Linked DNA regions of Homo sapiens: region 2 is linked to region 1. The links are chromatin loops, found by intact Hi-C in ENCODE. Cell type or tissue: CD14-positive monocyte. All regions are shown on one strand. Each heading gives the region's core, and the rest is flanking DNA. Links, peaks and the distances in the headings are about the cores only.

What was found. Peaks named below come from ENCODE experiments on the same cell type or tissue, not always from the same donor. Only the 100,000 strongest peaks of a DNase experiment are listed, where the experiment ranks them.
Region 2: it touches region 1 in a loop (2.7-fold over the local background); 3 of 110 quality-filtered maps call a loop at or near these places.

Annotation. Positions count from the first base shown.
Region 1 is chr13:76,889,362-76,898,381 of GRCh38, forward strand. No RefSeq gene overlaps it. Among named protein-coding and RNA genes, the nearest start is that of KCTD12, 7.5 kb to the left of the region's middle. In CD14-positive monocyte, for the core only: no CTCF peak of the experiment used is centred there; no DNase peak of the experiment used is centred there; H3K27me3 peaks cover 239 bases.
Region 2 is chr13:76,793,534-76,807,232 of GRCh38, forward strand. LOC105370265 (a long non-coding RNA gene) reads right to left here and starts at 12,574. Exons shown (of 4, transcript XR_001749923.2): 1 at 12,458-12,574. RefSeq lists an enhancer at 4,706-4,825. In CD14-positive monocyte, for the core only: no CTCF peak of the experiment used is centred there; DNase peaks (open chromatin) are centred at 4,688, 6,338 and 10,528; H3K4me3 peaks cover 700 bases; H3K27ac peaks cover 5,108 bases.

The DNA.
Region 1 (9,020 bases), core at 1,021-9,020:
ATTGAAAGTTTATGTATTGTGTCATCTACTTGTATCCTGTGAATCTCCAAAGTACCCTTGAGATGATCAGTACAGAGTCAAATGTGAGTGATACCGTGTGCTTATTCACTACCTGCAGCCTACTATCATCATTCTCTACATCTTGACATAAGGTAGTCATCAACCACCAGCTAGTCTACTGCAGAAAAGCCATTGGTATTTCCTTATGGAAGCCAGGTAATGCATGAGAGATATAATAATGAATGAAACAGGTGATTTGAAACACAAGGAATGTTTTTCTAGTTAATTTTGTGTGTTCTGTTTCTTGCCTATTGGTTGGTATCACAGAATTCAAAAGGAAATACTACTGGGGAACTCTGATGCTGGGACTTGAGGGCCTGAGTGTTTATAAGAAGAGAGTCATAACTCTTTAGCATCTCCAGTATGTTAAATATGCTTGATTGCAAGGGATTGGGGAGGATTTGGAAACCCACTAGCCCTGTGTTTAGTCTCAAACCAGTTTCTAATGATGGTCATTGCTAATTGATGGTCATTGCTCCTTTTCAAGTAACTCTTTGTATTTTCCTGAATAAGATACAGTGTGCCTGCAAGTAACCTGTCCTTTGATCCTAAAGTGGAGGATACTGGAAACATCTCTGGACCTACATTCTCATCTCATTTGCATCTTCTCCCCCACCTACTGCCTTCTCTTCAAACCAGCTTCCCCTCCCACTCCCCACAGTAATCCTTCTTATCCAAAGTTTCCATTACCATGGTTTCAGTTACCCATGGTCAGCTGTGGTTTGAAAATATTACATGGAAATTCCAGAAATATAACTAATTCATAAATTCAAAATTGCACACCATTCAGAGTAGTGTGATGAAATCTCCCACTGTCCTGCTTCGTCTTGCCCTGGACATGAATATCCACACCTCTACACTCCCAACCCATGAGTCACTTAGTAGCCATCTCAGCTGTCAGATCAACTGTCTTAGTATCACCCTATCACAGTGCTTGTGTTCAAGTAACACTCAGTTTACTTAATAAATGGCCACAAATTACAAGAGTAGTGATGCTGGCAATTCAGATATGCCAAAGAGAAGCCATAAAATGCTGCCTTTAAGTGAAAAGGTGAAAGTTCTCAATTTAATAAGAAAAAAAAAGTTACATCCCAAGGTTGCTAAGATCTATGATAAGAATGTAGACATTGTGAAATTTCTGTGAAATTATGAAGGAAAAATTTGTGCTAGTTTTGCTGTCACACCTCCAAACACAAAACGTATGGCACAGAGTGCATGATAAGTGTGTAGTGAAAATGGAAAAGGCATTAAACTTGTGGATTGAAGACATGAAGAGAAACATGTTCCAATGGACAGCAATCAGGTTCAGTACTACCTACGGTTTCAGTCACCCACTGAGGGTCTTGGAATGTATACCCTTTGTATGAAAGGAGACTACTGTATTCTGCATACCAAAGATTTAAGGAAAGGAATGAGGAACATGAAGAGAAATATAAAGTTAAAGGGGAGGAAGAACTGGTGAAATGAAGTGAGTGCCTTTGAGAATTGAATGAATTTAATATATGTGAAAATGATCTGTACATTGTAAAACACCATTCAAGTGTCAGAATCATTATTTTCCACCACTTATCATGGTGCTTGACAAGTCTTCCCAATAAATACTGAATGAACAAATGAATGGCAGAAACATTAAAATGAACACTATGGGGAAAGGGGAAGAGAGGCAGAATCAGAAATTATCCTGAATAAATATTTATTCCATTTGTCATCCTCCTAATATGTGTGAATCTTTTCTCCATGCAGGCTTTAGAAGTCATTGACTTTTTGCATTTAGAAGGAGAGATTAATTGAATAACATTAAGTGAATCCGGAGGCAAAATGATCTTAATAAAGATTTGGTAAAAGATGTGACAATATTTAACCTGAAGAAAAGAGAACAAAATGTTATATAGGGTACACTGCCAAAATACTAGGTCTAAATTCCAGTTACTCAGGAGGCTGAGGCAGGAGAATTGCTTGAACCTGAGAGGCAGAGGTTGCAGTGAGCCAAGGTCGCACCACTGCACTCCAGCCTAGGCAACAGAGCGAGACCCCATCTCAAAAAACAAAACAAACAAAAAAAAAAAACAGGTCTAGACAGTAAAGAATATCCCAACATTGTATGATTATCTCTAGAGTATGATTTTTATGATTTATAGAACCAAACAAAGAAACAAAAGTTAACAATGTTGATATTTCTATACCCTTAAGATGGTGTTTGGAGCTTATCCAGGAAACAAATAATATAACAAGCATGTATAGAGTACTTACTATGAGCCAGCCCTATTTATAGAACTATACATGTATGAACTCATTTAATCCTAACAATAACTTTATGAGGTTGGTGCTATTACCCAAGTTTTAGATGAGAAACTGAGGCACAGTGAACTAATTTTCCCAAGATCATACAGCAAATAGGTGCTGGAGCTGGGATTTGAACCCAGGCAGTGTAGCCTTAGAATCTGTGCTTTTAAACACTGCATTTTAAATCCCCTTTCCTCTAGGAGTGCTTTACATGTATTAAGAAGTAAGTTATATTATTTTCCCCCTTTACAGATGAGAAACCCAAGGCAAAGAGAAGTAAGGTAACTTGACCAAGATAACACAGCTCTTTATCTCTGCTGGGGGCAGAAATGCTACTCTAAAGTCTACGTGCTTGTGTTCCGCAGTACTGGTAACCAGAAACTCAAAGTAGCCACCCTGAAAGAACTAGGGTTAAGAAAGAGTCAAGTCCTTGGCCCTTATTTCTTCTTTCTGCCTTCTTTTTTCCTTCCAACCTATTTTAGGTTTATGGGTACCTGTGCAGGTTTGTTACACAGGTAAATTGCACGTCGCAGGGGTTTGGTGTACAGATTATTTCATCACCAAAGTAATAAGCATAGTACCTGATAGGTAGTTTTTGGATTCTCACCTTCCATCCAACCTCTACCCTCAAGTAGGCTCCAATGTCTATTGTTCCCTTCCTTGTATCCATGTGTACTTTTACCCAAATAAGAATCTCTATTTGAGCCCCTGGATAGAACTGACACACTATTGTCCTAATCTTTCCCTAATTCAGTCCTGTACACAAAATAAACAAGATTTTATTTCTGGCTCTCTCAAATATCATTACGGTTTGCAAAGCACCAAGTTCCTAGCATGTTCATTTGGCTTTATTCTGATCTCATTAACTCTTGACAAGGATAAAGTGAATCCATGGAAACTGCTGAGATCTAGGTTCCAGTTTCCCAAAGCAAGCAGTATCCACTGGTCTTCTGGGGCTCATAAAATTGAACAAGTGCATTCTACTTGTGGCTTTGCATATCAAACTGAACACAAAAATAGCTGGCCCTCATCACTTGAGTGATTCTGGAACTTCTGACTAAGACTAATTATTAACATCACTGATGTTTCATAAGAATTTGAAAGTCTTGGTTTCCAATCATGATATTAAATTTAGAGAGGAACTATATATAAGTTATCACATTCTAATCACATTCTAGTGTTTTTCTGTTTCGAGTGTTTTCATATTGTCAGGTTGACTTAATTATCACAATTTTGTGAGGTGTTAACCAACCTGTGTTCCAAATGAAGAAAGAAACTCAAAAAGGTTAGGTGACTCACACCTCCTCTCAGGTGGCTGGGATGCAGTGCTGGGATGCACGTGGATGCTTCCTGATTTCATATCCCATGCTCTTTGAACTCTTCAGCAGCCATATCAGCTCCATTTAACACCCAAATGAAGGTTGTCATTCAAAATAATCACCTTGAAGACTATATACTCCTTTGAGGGATGCTGGAATCACTCACCATTTTTGGTACATTTGTTTGGAAATTTTCTTCAAAGCCAATTTACACAAGAATATCACCCTATTATTTTATACTTATGTTAAAGTTGTAGTTGATATCTTTCTAGGGCTCTAAAACAGGGCACCTCACTGCAGGACAGACCCACATGCCTGAAAATAAATTAGGACAAAGCCAGTTTTCATGAATGAAACTAAGGTGATGATCATCGGGTATTCACCTTTTGACATTGGGTTTTAAAGATCTCATCCCTAGAGTTCTCTAATATGCTGAATAGCATTGAGTTTAGGTTACTTAGAAAGAAGGGCTGATTCAACTGCAGAGATTTTAATATGTGGTTCCAGAAAGTCTGCATATTTTATTGTGAGGTTTGCACAAGAAGCCAAGCCACTGGCTAGACTGTAATGGTTGATTTCTTATGTAATTGTAAGATCATTTATTTGATATAATTAAGGGGGAAAAATATATTTCCCCAATTTGCTTTCCAGTTACTAAAGAAATATGCATAATATTTCACAGTAAGAAAATTGCCTCAAAACATGCTAAACTTTAAATTTACATTACTTGGTATAATTTACTTTTAAAAAATACATTTCTTTTCCTACAGTAAAATATAGATGGGAAAATCATACACTTTAGAGTTTGATGAACCTGTATCCTTCTCCTGGTTTTATTTAAAATCAGATATTGGTCATAGTTATTTAAATATTCTAAACTTCAGATATTTATCTTAAAATGGAGCAAAAATACCAACCTCATGGGACTCTTGTGAGATTAAATGAGATGATACAAAGCATTTTCTTCCACAATGTCTGGCACATAACGGATACATCATGACATCATGCATGTAGGTTTCTGCTCCCACCCTTTCATTCCCCCATTGCCATTGCACTTCTATAATTCAGAGTTCCTTGGTGAGTTTGCTTACCTCATTCTTCAATCTGTTTATCACTCTCTCTTAGATGATGTCTCTTTAACAGTAACTAAAATGGACAGGGTAAATGGCACTTCCTCAGCAGTTCCCCATTTCTTCCTAGGAGTCAGTCACATCTAACACAAATTTACTCTCTGGTTGGAAAATTTAGTCAAAATCTAGACAGCTGGGAACCCTCAATTCCAGGGCTTATTTCTCATCCTAGACTTTGCAACTCAAAGTACAGTTGGCATAGTTTTATCTCCGTAACTAAAAGTTCAGCTATTGGCAACCTCTAGGAGGTAAAGGCTGGGTAGGGGTGAGCAGAAGTGTTCTAAAGAGGGCCTTAAAAACTCCAGGTATCCTTAAAATCCAAAGACAATGACTTTTTCTCTGTTCTAAACCCAGGGACTTAAGCCATGAAATGTTGAGGAACTGAGCCTAAAGAGGGCAAGAGCACCATCCCAAACCACAGCTATGGTGTTTCCCCCTAGCTTCCAGGCGACAGTGGCTCCACAACAGGAAGAACGTGTGCACACTGCAAAGGAAACAGAAGTTTTGCATGGCTGCAACAGATTTTACTGGAAGAAGTATCAACAGTGCAAGTTTAGCTCCCCTTTACATTGCATTCAACATCCCTTCAAATATTTATAGAGCACCTGCTATGTGCCTGATCTTGCCAGAAGTTATGGATGGTTCCACAGGTCCTTGGCCCATGAGAACCTGTACAATATCAAAGTAAGTGACTAGTAAAATAGCAGGGACATGCCACAGGTGAAGATCATAGGGAGGGAAGTTACCTTCCTGCATGAGTCAGAGGTTTCTAGAGAAACAGGAAAGATACTATACAAAGCTGACCTCAAGTAAGTCAGGTCAAACAAAACACTTTTCCTCAGCATTGCTAATATCTCAGCATTGTGATAATACTGTAGACATAAGTATATTATATTTTGGCAAGGTATCTGACAGCTCATTCATGATCTTTTTGGATAAGATAGAGAAATGTGTGCTGGACAATAATATCAATTAGATGGAGACATGGTTGATAAAAACAGACATTCAAAGATTATTGATGAATGAAACAATGCGTAACTGAAGAGAACGGGTTAGGAGAAAGATTCTGTTTTAGCTTTTTTCTATTGAATTTTTATCAGTAAATTAAATTAACATGTGGGAATTATGCTAATAAAATGTATAGTTACACAGAGCTTAGTGGGCTAACTAACCAAACAAATATGGAATTAACTTTCAAAATTATCCACATAGGTTTCAGCAAGAAAGAGAAGCAAATAAGAGAGGATGTAGTAAGTATAAAGGTAAAGTTATGCAATTGCTTATGACACAGTCGAGCAGTTTACATGAAAAGTGACCTGGGAGTCTGCATCTACTGCAAGTTTAAGAAGCCAATACAGTGGCATGACTGTAACATGCACAGGTACAAACACCAAATACAATCGCTTTTCAACATTGGAAAGGACCTTATAAATTATTTATGTCAAATCTTTCCTCTTACAGATCCAAGCTGAGGATGTGATAGTAAAAACACAATAACTGACAGTAAAACTACACCTAGCATTCACATATCTTTAAGTCTAGGCATCACAAGCTTAAGAGTTATCTTAATAGGCAAGAGTATATTTGAAGGAGTATAAGCAAGCTTGTGAAGAATCCAAAAACAATGTAATAGCAAGATTTTTTAAATTTTAGCATAGAATAGCTTAGAAGAGAGTATTACTGGAGGCAGTGTGGCAGCTTGTCTTAGTCTGTTCACGTTGCTCTAACAAAATACCATAAACTGGGTGGCTTATAAATAACAGGAATGTATGTCTAACAGTTCTCATGGCTGAGAAGTCCAAAATCAAATCATCAGCAGATTAGGTGTCTAGAGAGGGTCTATTTCCTGGTGTGCAGATGGCTCCTTCTCTCTATGTCCTCACATAGTGGAAGAGGCAAACAAGCTCCCTCAGGCCTCTTTTATCAGGGCACTAATCCCATTCATGAGAACCTGATCACCTCCCAAGACCGCCTCTTAATACCATTATATGGGGGATTTGGTTTCAGCATGGGAATTTGAAGGGGACACAAACATTTAGACCATAGCACATGTTTAATGAGTCTGAAAAGTCCTTAGGACCCCCTGACCTAAAGGCTGAATTAGGGACATTGTCTTTGGGGGTGAGTAGACTGCTTCAATGTGTTCATTGTTGAACTACAGGGTTCTAGGTGGCCGGAGCATTGTCCAGTATTAAAAGAACTTTAAAAAGGCAGTCCCTTATTGATGAGGTACTTCCTGACTTCAGGGACAAAGTCACTGATGGAACCAATCCAGAAAAAGTGTTCTCATTGTCCAGCTCTTCTTCTTGTACAGCCAAAAGACTGGCAGCTGGTGTTTACCTTTTCCCTTCAAGGCTTGGGAGTTAGCAGCTGTATAAAAAGGGCAGTCCTAATCATAAATCCAATTGCATTTGTGCAAAACAGTAGGGGTAACCTATCCCTTCCTTCCTTAAATCCTAGTGCTTGCTTATCTTCCTTACTAAGAAATGTCCTATGTGGATTCCCTGCCCCCTCCAGAATAGAGCACTTTTGTCTGCATTAAATACCTGTTCAGGTAGATATCCTTCTTTTCTCAATGATTTTCTTAATGGTGTCTGGGAACTCGTCTGCTGCTTCTTGGTTGGCAGATACAGCTTCCCTTGTTATCTTCATATTTTTAAAACAAATCTCTTCCTAAAATTATCAAACCATCCTTTGCTGATATTAAGTTCTTCAGCTTTAGATCCTTCACCTTCCTTTATTAAGTTGTCATACCATGACTTTGCTTTTTCTTGAATCACATTAGAGTTTATAGATATGCCTTTCTTATAACAATTCTGTATCTACATGAAAAGCTGCATTTTCAATTCAAGATAAAAAGGTATTTTGCAAAAAGTCCAAGATTTTCATGCCTGCTGGCATAGCTGCAGCAGTGGCTTCATGAGTCTCCTCTCCTCTCCTCTCCTTTCTTTCCTTTTTTTTTTTTTATCAATGGTCCTTATACCGGATTCATTTATCTTGAAATGAAACCACAGCTGCAGACCTCAATCTATAATACACACCAAGCAATTTAACTGTTTCTTGTAATGTCATGACTTTTTTCTGCTTCTTAGGAGCATTTCCAGCATCACTAGTGGCAGTTTGTATGGGTGTCATGTGTTATTCAAGGTTTATGCTATTGCATTAAAACATGTTAAAAAAAATACACAGGAAACATGAGAGATCACTTTTCATTGTGACACATAATTTACCAGAGTTATGACCTGCTCATGCAGAGATGAGTAGCATTACATGGCATTTTAAGTGGATACTTTTGACACTTGAGCTCACTACAATAGCAACAGGAGGTGGCTATGAAATTATAGTAGTATAGTATGTGCTACAGTTAATTTTGTGCAGTTATAATTTAATACTGCATGTTTGTTTATAATTCTCTCAACTGCAGTGGTGCCATGTTTGGTCAGTAAGTATATACATAAATTTTGATGCAATTTACCTTTTTATAATAGCTTTGTGTAAATTTTATGGTAGCAAATCATCTAATAGGCTTGTATTGACATACATTTTATGCATTCATGACACAAGAAAATTTTTTTTATATTTCTAGGCCACATGAATGAAATGAGAGAACTCATTTCAGCATTAACTCAAATGTTCATAGTTCAAAGTCTCATGTGAGACAAGGCAAGTTCCTTCCCCCCCAGGAGCCTGTAAAATCAAAAGCAAGTTAGTTGCTTGTTAGCTACAATAGGGATGCAGGCATTGAGTAAATACAGCCATTCCAAATGGGAGAAATTGGCCAAAACAAAGGGGCTACAGGGCCCATTCAAGTCTGAAATCTAGCAGGGCAGTCAAATCTTAAAGCTCCAAAAGGATCTCCTTTGACACCATGTCTCACATCCAGGTCACACTGATGCAAGAAGTAGGTTCCCATAGTCTTGGTCAGCTTCACCCCTGTGGCTTTGCAGGGTACAGCCTCCCTCCTGGCTGCTTTCACAGCCTGGTGTTGAGTGTCTATGGCTTTTCCAGGCACATAATGCAAGCTGTCAGTGGACCTACCATTCTGGGGTCTGGAGGATGGTGGCCCTTTTCTCACAGCTCCACTAGGTGGTGCCCCAGTAGAGACTCTGTATGGGGGCTCCTACCCCACATTTTCCTTCTGCACTGCCCTAGCAGAGATTTTACATGAGGACCCCCTCCATAGCAAACTTCTGCCTGGACATCCAAGCATTTCCATACATCTGAAATC
Region 2 (13,699 bases), core at 3,245-11,244, 94 kb before region 1:
GGTGGAAGTATTGACATGTCAAGGTTAATTTCTTAAAATTATACAAGTAACACATGAATTCACTATAAAATAAAAGTCAAACCATGCAGATGTACACCAAGTAAACATCTGGAAGTTCCTCCTTATCTCATCCTCTCCCATCCCACTCTTCCAACCACAGGCAAGTGATGTTTTAGACCCTTCTTGGTCTAAATGTACATATCTTCACATTGTTTCTGTCTCTTTCACATGGCACTATGAGAGTATCTATAAACATTAGATGTCTTTGTCCTGTCAGATTTAACCAAAAACTTGACAAATTTCTTATTAAAATGGAATCCTTGCTTTTCGAGGGAAAATCTATTATTTATAACTTCTAGAATCAATTCTAACCATTATTCTCTATCTCTGTAAATCTTATCTTTAAGGTAATAAGCAAATAAGCATCAATATTAAAGGAAAAAATGTTACTAGGACAGTAAGAACAGCACAGAAGCCACTGTGTACAGTTATGGCCTTCTAAACATAGGCATCTGCAGACTTCGATTAGCCCAGGCCTTAACTGAGCTCAACAGATGCCCCCAGGTTAATTATCATTTGAAGATATAATCACTCCAGACTCTGCCTTGGGAATTAGCATCACAACTCTTCCTTCTCACTGCCAAGGTTCTGCAAAACTATTCCCAGACAGAGCTGAGGGTTTGGAAAGCAAGAATCAGGATACTTTGGAGGTTCTAGAAGTCCAGAGATGGCTCTTCAAAGATCAGACTCCTAAGGTTTAATGTTAAAACACCACCAGGACTATGTTTATATAAGTTTAAATGCTAACATGACTCTGTATTACTGGCAAAACCAATTCTATGGAATAAAAGTCAATGAAGATTTTGCAGAGATTGCTTGTATATATAGCCAATACGAAAAAAATTAATTCAAAAAATTAATATAATTAATCAGATGGCTCAGTTTGAAAGAATTATTATATTGGCTCTGGGGAGGGGAATAAATCTTTTTATTATTTATTGAGTGCTTGATATTCTAAGCACCTTACATGAGGTAACCAATTTAATTTCACAACACATGTAAAAGAAAGTACTATATCATCCCAATTTTAAAGAAGAGGAAACTAAAGAACAGAGAGCTTGTCAGCTTCATCTTCACAGGATCTGGGCTCTCCCTCCTAGTAGCAAAATGCAGCAGTTTTAGCCTTCACACCTTTATGTCTCTTTCCAGAGAAAAAGAAAGTCTTCTCTGGATTCACATTCTCATTAGCATGATTGTGTTACATGCTCTTGTCGTGCGGACAGGGAGGCTGGGATATGACTAGAACAAGCCAATCAGAGCCTACACCTAAGGGCATGTGGTGGCATCAACACCACCTAAGCTTCCTAGCTGAGAAGGGAGGGAAGTCAATCCCCCCCACCCCAAGGTGTTAGGAGAAGGGAAGTAATGGATACTGGGGAGGTGACCACCAAATATCTGCTCTAGAACTCATTAGCCAGAAACAAAGAAACTGAAAGTTTCTCTAACCATATAATTATAATTATATTCCAACTTGAAATTATAAATTCCTATTGGCATTATTTGTTCTGAAACAGTATGTCTTACATGCAGTAGCTTTTTAAAGAAAACCCAAATTTATAGTCTATCCTGTCTGCCCCCAAATCAAACTACAACAGGTTATCATACATGCTAGGCACTGTGAGCAATATAGATGGTCATTTTTGTCAGGAATGTTTATCATGCAGAACTAAGACTATCATTCTTTTTGATTGGAGGAAAACAGATTTCCAATGAGGAAATTCTTTCTATGTAGTCGTCTTTTATGTATTTGTTACTTCGCCCTTGAACTGTGGATTTGTTGCTTTGCTTACATGCAAGCAAAACACATGAGTGAAATGAAGAACTCTATGAGTCCTTACAACATACTCAGAATTATTCATCTGCTTTTATTCTAAATAGATAATTAGCTACCCAATTTAAAATATGTTCTCAAATGAAGATGCCACAGCATTCCCTGGGAACACACTTTAAAGTTTAATGACCTTCACTGGCAGCATGATGCTCATATTAGAACTAACATGGAACTCAATTTAATCCATGAAGATTTGTTAAGGTAGAGTGCCTGCTATGGGAACATCTTGATGCTCATGCCCATGTCTTGATAGAAGATATCCTCTACATTAGCCTTCACAAACAAGTAGACCACAGTTGGTTCTGTACCTGCTAATCAACATCTATGTAGGTATATGTATTTAAATAGCTGCACTAGGAAAAAATGGCATGCCAAAAAAGGTGTAAACTCTATCCTCAACCTTACCTCTCCAGAATACATGTTCTCATTTTGTTTTCCTAGTCCTTCATGGTTTCCATGGCTTTACTCTGAGCCTTCTGCTAGTTTTCCACAGCTATGATAAATCGATGTCTCAAAACTGAAATCCATAAATAGAAACAACCAGTGGACTCTAGAAAAATAGTGGTTTATCATGGGAAGCAGATTCCCAACCAGAAGATTTCACATTAAGCTGTGTTTGAATGGAAAAGAAAAATAAATATAAAACTGAAAGAGTCAACATAACAGATATCAACTCACAATCGGGAGAAACACTTCGTATCATTGTTACTAGGGATGACTAATCCAATAAATGTCTTAGCTAACACCAGCTGCCCATAATCTAAATATACCAGCAACCATTCCCAGGCCTACAATGTGCGTACATGCTATTGAGAAGTATCATTCTATCAAAGCCTAAGGAGCCTCAAAGCTCATTCAGGTCTGAGCCTGAACAAGCTGCAAAACATTTCAAACCTCTCCAAGGTGAATTAAAGCTCCAGAGAAGGCAAATTAGAGGGGTGACTGAGATCCTCTCATTTAATGCAAGAATCCCTCTACAACAGTACATATCCACTGATCCAGCAGCAGGGAGCTGGGCAAGGCTGCTCCAACAATGCTTGTCAAGTTTTAAATACTGGGAAGCCACTCCTCATACTAAGTCAAAACCTCCTCTCTGTCATTCCTACCAAAATATGCCTAACCTTTCTTGCAATGACAAGACTTCAACTACAGGAAGACAGCTATCATGTTGCCTACTCAGTCATGTCATCTACTGTCTTCCTCATAGGACATCCTACAGCCTGAATATGTTTTGCATCTTTCTCCTCGTCACTTTTGTGAAGTGATACAAAAATCTAGAATTTCCAAAAAACATACCTGCTTCCTTTTCCTACTATATTTCTTTTTGTGACAGGTGTTTATTCCACTTTGTAGTCTCTCAGAATTGAATAAGTGAACCAGTATACACAATAATAAACACTCACCCTGATTTTTTTTTTTTGTCATGAGTTACCATTTATACTGCTTTGTGTCTGTTTAAACTATGCTCAACTGATTTCCTCTACCCTTGAGTCTCCCTATATCCAATCTCCTCCATTCAATCATTCTTGCCCTGTGGATTAAGTTCAGGTAGCAAATGCCTCTCTATTCTACAACATCTAATTGATCCTGCCGGTGTGACATTTCAATCTCGGCTTCATCTGGAGAAGCAGCGTCATGTGAGATGGTAAAATACTATAGAGAAAAAAAAAAAACAGAAACAGGAAAAGCTTATTAACCTTTGAAACATGATAGTACATTCTGTGCTTCTCTTAACACCTGATCATTTTCTAAGCCCTACAACTTTCCATTTATTATGCCCTAGGTGACTAAGTGATGCTTTTACAAACAGAATGTGAGATGCTGTTTTGTTTTTGTGTAATTTTGTGGCAGTTTCACAAACTCGGAGAGATTGGAGTAATGATCAACTATGAAACACAAGACCTGAGTTCCAAACACCATGCTGCTCTGTCAGGACATTTCTATGTTGTTATGTAGATAGCTGATGCTAAAATGTAACTCCAAAAAGTGGAATCCTAACCTCCTCTGAAAAATCTGAGTTATAATCCCAGGTCAGAACAAAGTGTCCAACATAGAGCTAGCTTCTGCTATATATAGCACCTTCGCATCTCTTAACTCAGTTATACTTCAGAACGTCCTGCCAAGACCAGGAAAATGGGCTCCATTTCACCAATGAGGTCACTGAGGCTTGGAGACTTGTGACGTGATGAAGCTCACCTAAGTGCCAGATAGAGTTAAGATAAGAAATAAATCAACAATTGATTCAGTATACTACATTCTTCAGCGTTTGTCACAGCCCCTCATTTGTGAGGTCTAATATTACAAAAGTTAACTACTTTTTGTTTTGCTTCGGTTTTTGAGACAGGGACTGGCTCAGTCACACAGGCTAGAGTGCTGTGGCACAAACACAGCTCCTTGAAGCCTGAACCTCCCAGGCTCAGTGCCACCCCCACACACCTGTCCCCAGTAGCTGGGACTACAGGCACATGCAACCTTGCCTGTCTTTTTTTTTTTTTTTTTTTTTTTTTTTTGTGGTGGGTGGAGGGGGTAGAGATGGGATCTCCCTATGTTGTCCAGGCTGGTCTCCAACTCCTGGGCTCAATTGATCCTCCTGCCTTGGCCTCCCAAAGTGCTTGGATTACAGGTGTGAGCCACCATGCCTGGCCATAAAGTTAACTTCTGCTTTTACTTGCCTTAGATTTTGACAAGTGATATAAGCAGAAGAAACAGTGAGAGAGGAAGAAATTTCCTAAGATGGCTGCAAACATATGTCCTAAATGACACAGCACCAGGGCACTGCCCGGCAACCAACCTTCCTCATGGCCTCAGAGAACTGTGGTAGTGAGAGGCCATTATATGCTGCTGATGACACATGAACACCACAGGGTTCACTTAGCATCTGCTGGTGGCCACACCTCCTTCTTCTTCTTGCTGCAGAACCCTGACTCCAGATACTGTTTTAAGTGTGTGTACAGGACCCTCGAAATACTGGATCTTGAAATAATAACCAATTTTCCACTTTCTCTGGGTTGAGGTATAAAAACCTATTTTTAAAATGTTTGATGGGAAAAAGGGAGAAAATTTTTTCTTTCTTGTTTTTTGAAAGCATGGGGAAGTTTCCCGCTGAAATTTTTTTAGAAAAAAAGAAAGGGAAAAAAATGCATGGAGGTAGGGGGACAGTTTTGCTTCTGAAATTTTCCAGATATTTCTGAACCTTCATACCACTTACTCTGGGATTAATCACATGAATATCAAGAGCCTTTTTTAGGTAACTAAGCACAGAACAATTTTCTAATCTCTGCTTTGCCATTTTCTTTATAATTGTGGGCTAGTGACATATGTTCCTTCATCTATAAAATGGTGATAATATTAGCCTACTCCAGGGAGATTCTGTAAGAATAATAGAAGAAAAGCCTTTAAGCCCAGCTTTAGCAACCACCCCCATAGACAGAGGCTTCTAAGGGACTTGCGAGGAGTAAGAGGGAGCAGAGGGAGTGGGAACGTGGCAGAAAACGCAGAGAGAGAAGCCCTGCCCACTTTATCCAAGGTAAAACATCCTAGCTTATCTCTTTCTAACACAAGCTCTCTCCCATGATTAAGTCCACTTTCTGGTCCAGCAGTTTCTCCACCAGACCACATCCAGTTCCCAGAGAGCTATTATCCCTACATTAAAGTTCCTTGATTAAGATTTTGTTTGAAAAGTCCACATTTCTATTTATGCACTGCTGCTTTCAAAACTACACAGCAGGGCCAGGTGTGATGGCTCACACCTGTAATCCCAGCACTTTGGGAGGCTGAGGCGGGTGGATCACCTGAGGTCAGGAGTTCGAGACCAGCCTGACCAACATGGTGAAACCCCATCTCTACTAAAAAATACAAAAATTAGTCGGGCATGGTGGCAGGTGCCTATAATTATCCCAGCTACTCGGGAGGCTGAGGCAGGAGAATCACTTGAACCCAGGAGGCAAAGGTTGCAGTGAGCTGAGATCACACGACTGCACTCCAGCCTTGGCAAAAGAACAAAACTCCATCTCAAAAAAAAAAAAATGCCAGGTGCGGTGGCTCACACCGTTAATCCCAGCACTTTGGGAGGCCGAGGAGGGTGGATCACCTGAGGTCAGGAGTTTGAGACCAGCCTGACCAACATGCTGAAACCCCGTCTTTACTAAAAATACAAAAATTAGCCAGGCATGGTAGCACATGCCTGTAATTCCAGCTACTTGGAAGGCTGAGGCAGGAGAATCACTTGAACCCGGGAGGCAGAGGTTGCAGTGAGCAGAGATTGCTCCACTGCACTCCAGGCTGGGCAACAAGAGTGAAACTCCTTCTCAAAAAAACAAACAAAAAGACTACACAACGTATGTTAATGCTATGGCTAAAGATTCAGTCATTAAGAAAATTACAGTAATGTGGAGTCTGTTGACTTTTCACCTTGGAGACCAAACACATTACTATTCACTTCCTGCTTTAGTTGTTAAATGATTGGCAAGCTCATAAAGCCCCGTATCACTAAGACAACAGCTGAGAGTAGACCATCTTGTGATTCTTACATACACAGTCAGCCTTGGAGGTGATAAAGTAATATTCACCATTGGACAACTGAGGAAAACAGAGACTAACTTCAGCTGAACACTATCGTGAGAGAATTGTAAAAAATAAAATAAAATAAAGCCACAACTTCATTGAATTTAAGAGGAAATTACACAAAGTAAACTTCTTTTTGCTTATCCACTTAAATAATATTTAACGCTACTAGTAGCTTTGAAATGTCCACTCTTATACTAAAAGCAAACGTAGTTCACAGAGAATGTATATCAGTAATAACAGATCAAGCCACTAACAAAAAAAATCAAAATTCAAAACATAGAAACATAAGAGGGTTTTTTTAATCATAAACATCAGTGTTTGTTAAATTACTAGGACATATTTAACAATACTCACTTCTTGAAAAAAAAAAAAGGCAGGCCTCTTAAGTGTACTTGTATATCGACTTAAAATGTGATGATCCCACTTTTTAATTAAATAAAAATAAAAACCAAATTCTATGGAATTTGGGTTTTTTTGCTGTTTTGTTTTTTTGTTTTCGAGACAGAGTTCCACTCTTTTGCCCCAGCTGGCGTGCAGTGGCACGATCCTGGCTCACTGCAGCCTCGACCTCCTCAGGCTCAGGTGATCCTCCCACATCAGCCTCCCAAGTAGCTAGGACTACAGGCGCAGGCCACCACACCTGACTAATTTTTGTATTTTTTTTGTAGAGACAGGGTTTTGCCATGTTGTCCAGGCTGGTCTTGAATTTCTGGGCTCAAGCGATCCTCCTTCCTGGGCCTCCCAAAGTACTGGGATTACAGACATGAGCCCCCACGCCCAGCCTATTTCTATTGAATTTGATCAAAATGTTTATCCATAAATATAACTAAATAACAACTTACTCCTTCTCTAAACAAAATTAAGACAAAAGATATACTCATCAAGCATAAAACCTGACAGTTTTTAGTTTAGATTACAAATTCATTCCCCTTTTCCTTTCCAACTTCCTGTTTTGTATCATAAGCCAGCCCCCTCTACACTTGAGATCCCTTCCCTGAATATGTCCAAAGACCAGTGATCCTGCTGTAATTTTTTTCCAAAGTTATTTTTAATTAAGTTGTATGTATTTATGACATACAACATGATGAAGTGTATATATACACTGTGGAGTGGTTAAATCCAGCTGATTAGCATGTACATCGCCTTATAGTTATGATTTTTGTGGTGAGAGCTGTAATTTCAACCCCCTCTCACTTTCTCTCTCTATGCATTTTCATCCACCTTTTCAATCATTATGAAATTAATGATCTGTTTATGTCCAAGTCACTAGTGAAGCACTCCATAAATCAACAGATGTGTTTTTGATTCAGAGCATTACCCTCGTTCCTTCCAAGCTAGATCCTAAAAAGGAAATCATTCCATTTAGAGAAAATTATCTCCACAAAATAATCTTCAAATAAGTGTTTCATGCCCTTCAAAATCCATATCAAATCTAAGACTTTGATCATGAGGTATTCAGCACTATCATGGCAAGATAGTATTTTAAAAATGGCTTAGGCTAGGCACGGTGGCTCATGCCTGTAATCCCAGCACTTTGGGAGGCAAAGACAGGTGGATCACGAGGTCAGGAGATCGAGACCATCCTGGCCAACATGGTGAAACCCTGTCTTTACTAAAAATATAAAATTAGCCAGGCATGGTGGTGCCTGTGGTCCCAGCTACTCAGGAGGCTGAGGCAGGAGAATCACTGGAACCTGGGAGGTGGAGGCTGCAGTGAGCCGAGATCATGCCACTGAACTCCATCCTGCGCAACAGAGCCAGACTCTGTCTCAGAAGAAAAAAAATGGCATAGATATGTGTATACACACAAATGTATTGGTTGGTGCAAAAGTAACTGGAGTTTGCCATTACTTTTAATGGAAAAAATCACAATTACTCTTGCACCAATCTAATATCTATAAATCAAATAAAAATATGTAAGTATTCTTGTAATAGTTGTGTATATTTGTGTTTAATATTTTGACAACTCAGCACCCACTTCTCCTTCCTATAGGACACAAATGTCTTTTGGAGAATTACATTTTTTAATTAAATAGTCTTGCTGCAACAATAAATCCAAGTGCCTACCTCCCAGGAGATTCCCTTCTTCTTAAATTACCTGTATTAGTCCATTCTCACACTGCTAATAAAGACATACCCAAGACGGGGTAATTTATAAAGGAAAGAGGCTTAATTGACTCACAGTTCAGCATGGCTGAGGAAGGCCTCAGGAAACTTACAATCATAGTGGAAGGGGAAGCAAACATGTCCTTCTTCGTATGGTGACAGGAAGGTGAATGAGTGCTCAGTGAAGTGAGAAGCCCTTTATAAAACCATCAGATCTCGTGAGAACTAACTCACTATCATGAAAACAGGATAGAGGAAACCACCCCCATGTTTCAATTATCTCCACCTGGTTCTTCCCACGACACCTGGAGATTACTGGAACTACAATTTAAGATGAGATTTGGGTGGGGACACAGCAAAACCATATCATTACCCAAAGTCAGTTTCTGTTGCCTACAACCCATGGACCCTGACTGTTACTGTTACTTATGAAATAAACCCTGAGTAAGAACACATCAGTATTTGCACTCTGGGCAATTACTATATATGGGAAGATGCATTCTCTTAATCAGTGAGTAAATAGGATCCAGGGAAGTTGAATTTTCAGGCAGAAAGGTTGCCAGGAGCTCTCTCCAGGGAAATGGCAAGAGCTGAGAAGACATCATTTTAAGACATTTCACAAGCTTTTGTGAATGACAAAGGGGACACAGAGAAGGAAGTTTCACAAGTCCAGATGAAAGCTGGTCAAGACCCAGAGCACAGCAGAGGTAGTAGAGATAGAGGGGCAATTATAATTTTTTTAAAAAAGAAGAAAATTCAGGATTTTATTATGGGGAGAATGGCAGCAAACATATATATATACACATATGCACACACATATATATACACACACATACATTTTTATATACACATACATATATATATAATACACACCACACAAACACACACACACACACACACATAATCTCCAGACTTGGTGGTGTGTTCTGAAATTTGTTGCCCAGGCTGGAGTGCAGTGGCACAATCCTGGCTCACTACACCGTTGACCTCCCCAGGCTCAGGTGATCCTCATGCCTCAGTCTCTCAAAGTGCTAGGATTACATGTGTGAGCCACCACACCCAGCCTATTGCTATTGAATTTAATCAAAATGTTTATCCATAAATATAGCTAAATAACAACTTACTCCTTCTCTAAGCAAAATTAAGACAAAAGATGTACTCATCAAACATAAAATCTAACAGTTTTTAGTTTAGATTTGCAAGTCTTAAAATGACCTAGGCTGGATGATTATAAATTCCCCTTTTCCTTTCCAACTTGTTTTGTGTCATAAGCCAGACCCCTCTACACTTGAGATCCCTACACTTGATATATATTTATAACATCTCCAGACCTGTTGGTGTATTCTGAAATGTGGTAATACCTTCAATGGAATATCGATTGAAATTGGCAACAGGGTTGTTCAGCAAGAATTCCAATAGCAGATGAGTGAATCATCTCTCCACGTTGAAGAATTTTATATTCTATGCAGCAAGAATATTTTATCTACTCTTCAATATGTACATAGTGTATTATGTTCAAATTGCTGGCAATATTTTATTGCTCATTTTTTGTGATCTTTTTTAATAGCTTCTAACTATCCTGATTTCCGCATATCACCCAACAACGAAGGAATTTCTTTGCTTAGTTGATACAGGAGCATTAACTTAATGTTGCAGAATTTAAGGTCTCCTCTTTTATAAACTTATAATATCATTTCTCTCCCTGTGCAGTAAGTCTGATTTAATTTCCTCCCAGAAATCAGTAAAGGTACTATTTTTGTCTTTGCTTGCTTTTAATCCTTATTTGATTAAAATACCATGTGTTTAATTGGACTGGGTTTTCTCAACCTCCTCAATTCTAAATATCAAAGGCAGCTGTAGGACTGCTGGAATGGTGTTAACAGGCTCCTTGGATTCAACTGACTGTTCTGGGATAATCAGTACATCAGCAGAACCCACAAAATGCTAGTTCCTCTTCCCCTTCATGCTGCCCTGTGCTGCCACACCCTCCACATCGCTTTCAGAGTTCTTAACAGCAAGGGAAGAGGAGATATTTATAGGAATGTGGAGGGTGTATGAAACCTATTATTCCCCTTTCTAACAGGCTAAAATCTTTTTCAATCTTGCAGGTTTTTGAAAAGACTTCAAGTGCTGTTTGATTGAAGCCCTGCAGTATTGACAAGAAAGGCCTCACTGAAAACGTCAGCATTTGAAAATGAAAAAGAAAAACATAGGCCCCTGTCAATATATATACATATATATATACACATATACATATATATACATATACATATATATACACATATACATATATATACATATACATATATACATATATATACATATACATATATACATATACATATATATGTATATATATATTTGGTTTTTTTAGACGGAGTTTTGCTCTTGGTGTCCAGGCTGGAGTGCAATGGTGCAATCTCGGCTCACTGCAACCTCCGCCCCTCCTGGTTTCAAGAGATTCTCCTGCCTCAGCCTCCACAGTAGCTGGGATTACAGGCACCCACCACTACACCCAGTTAATTTTTGTATTTTTAGTAGAGACGGGGTTTCACCATGTTGCCAGGCCGGTCTTGAACTCCTGACCTCAGGTGATCAGCCCGCCTCGGTCTCCCGAAGTGCTGGGATTACAGGCGTGAGCCACCGTGCCCAGCATCAATACACATTTTTAAAGAAAATATTAGGTATCACTGTGGTGCTTTTACAAACTAGTGAGCTTTTGAGATGCCAGGAGAAAGAGGGAAGGATGAGAGAGACAGAGGCAGAGACAGAGAGAGACAAAGAGAGCAATTCTCTCGGCTCCAAATGGGAGCAATATTATACCAAAGTAACTTCCCCATCAGTAGACATTTCCAGGGTTTCCATGATACCCACACAAGGCAAAACTGAAACATAGGCTACGACGATGGAGAAAAAGCCCAATTGCAACATCACCATCCTTCTAGCACTGTCACAACAAAGTGCCACAAACTGGGTGGCTTAAAACAACAGAAATTTTTTCTCTCACCGCTCCAGAGCCTACACATCCAAAATCAAGGTGTTGGCAGGGTTGGTTCCTTCTGGAGGCTCTGAGGGAGCATTCATTCCAGGCCTCCCTTCTAGCTTCTGGTGGTTGTTGGCAAACCTTGCCGTTCTTAGCGTGCAGTGACATCACCCCAATCTCTGTTTCCATCGTCTGTCTCTGTATTCCTGTATCCAAATTTACCTCTTTGTGTAAGGACAGCAGTCATTAAATTAGGGCCCACCATAATCCAGGGTGACCTCCTTTTAATTTGATTACATCTACAGAAGCCTAATTTTTAAACAAGGTTATATTCACAGGTATTGGGTGAAGACTTCAACCTGTCTTTCTGGGAGACACAATTCAAGCCACAGGACCCTCTATAATAACAAAATAGCCTCGTGCTACCACCTAGATAGTCAGTGTTTATCTTTGCATATTCAGGCCTTTGTAGAAGTTCCTCATACTCTAGTACTTTTATAAACACTTCCTCAAGTCCTTATTCCCTAAGAGTTATTCATATAAACTAGCAGGTGTAGAGAGGTACTCACATTGGTTCTCAGTCAGTGATGGCCACACCCAGCCATGGGACTTGCTGGGTGTGCTGCCATATTTTGATTTAAATTTTACAGAGTAGAGTACAATTTGCTATGAATAAGAGGTGAGGAAAATAATTTATCTGAATCCAAAGAAAGACTGTCTGTTCACCAGAACACACAAAAATTTTGTCTTGTGAGTATATAAAAGGATGAGTTCAAAGAAGTCAATAGGTCTACTCAAAATGGACACCACTGGGGCAAACTAGTGAGAAGTGTGGAAACAGAGAAGACTTTAATGGACACTGTCAAGCACTGCTATACTGTGATGGGAAATGCAAAGTAATTGTGGCTTACTTGTTATGCTGTTCTGAGACTTTCAATCTCTTCCAGTGTTGCTGTCAAATCTGTTGATACCTAGAACATGAAAATGTTAAAAACTTCTTCTGTTTGTTTGAGCTACACTTTTTTGCTTTGTTTTGTTTTGAGACAGGGTATGTCTCTGTTGCCTAGGCTGGAGTGCAGTGGTGCAATCTCGGCTCACTGCAACCTCCACCTCCTGGGCTCAAACCATCCTCCCACCTCAGCCTCCCAAGTAGCTAGGACTAGAGGCACTCACCACCATCCCAGCTAATTTTTGTATTTTTGGTGGAGACAGGGTTTCGCCATGTTGCCCAGGCTGGTCTCGAACTCTTGGGCTCAAGCTGTCCTCCTGCTTTGGCCTCCCAAAGTGCTGGGATTACAGGCATGAGCCACCGTGCCTGGCTACACTAAGTATAGACCAAATGCCCCAACTCCAGCACCACTCCCGCTAAATAATACCTCCAACATTTACAATTGCTTAACTCGGTACATGTCTAAAGATGAGAATTTCAAACCTATAAAGAAAATTATTCAGAGTAGCAGAGAACTGTTTTTAATCTACCCAGTGATTCGTTCCATGTATATGGGAAAATGAATCCCATTCAGGACTGGGATGAAATCAACCGACTTCACCAAGAAGACTGATCTCAAGAATTATGAAGCTGTCTATAGCTTTTTGAGAACAATGAAAATATTTTTGCCCAGGATATAACCCCCAACAGTTGCCACAGAGCCAGAAATTCTGTCAATGGGGACCTGTTCTGAAGATGTGTGAAGAGCTGTCTGATATAATGCCAATACCCACTGCTACTCCCACACAACAGCTAATATTTTATAAAAATTCACTTACTCAGGTATTTTTCCAACCAAGAACACTAGAAATAAGCTCAGGAGACATATCTGTCTGGGAAGACACCTACTGAAGGAAAAGGCAAACGTGCCCAAATCATGTCACCTCCTTTGCAGTTGTGCCTGGGGGCTGGCCCTGTGACTCTTCTCCTCGAACTTCCATACAACATGTCTATAGATGACATTTTGCATAACTTGGAAGATGATGGGGGAAGCAACAAGGTAAGGGATCTGCCCAAATATTTTCCCAGAGAAAAAAGTCATGTTCAGTGAAGGGAAATGAGGGAAAGAACAGAGATTTGGGAAACAAGAAAAAGCCATGTGTTCTTTTGCTCCAATGATCAACTTCATCCCTCTGCACCCTATTAGAAACCTGCTGACTAGAGA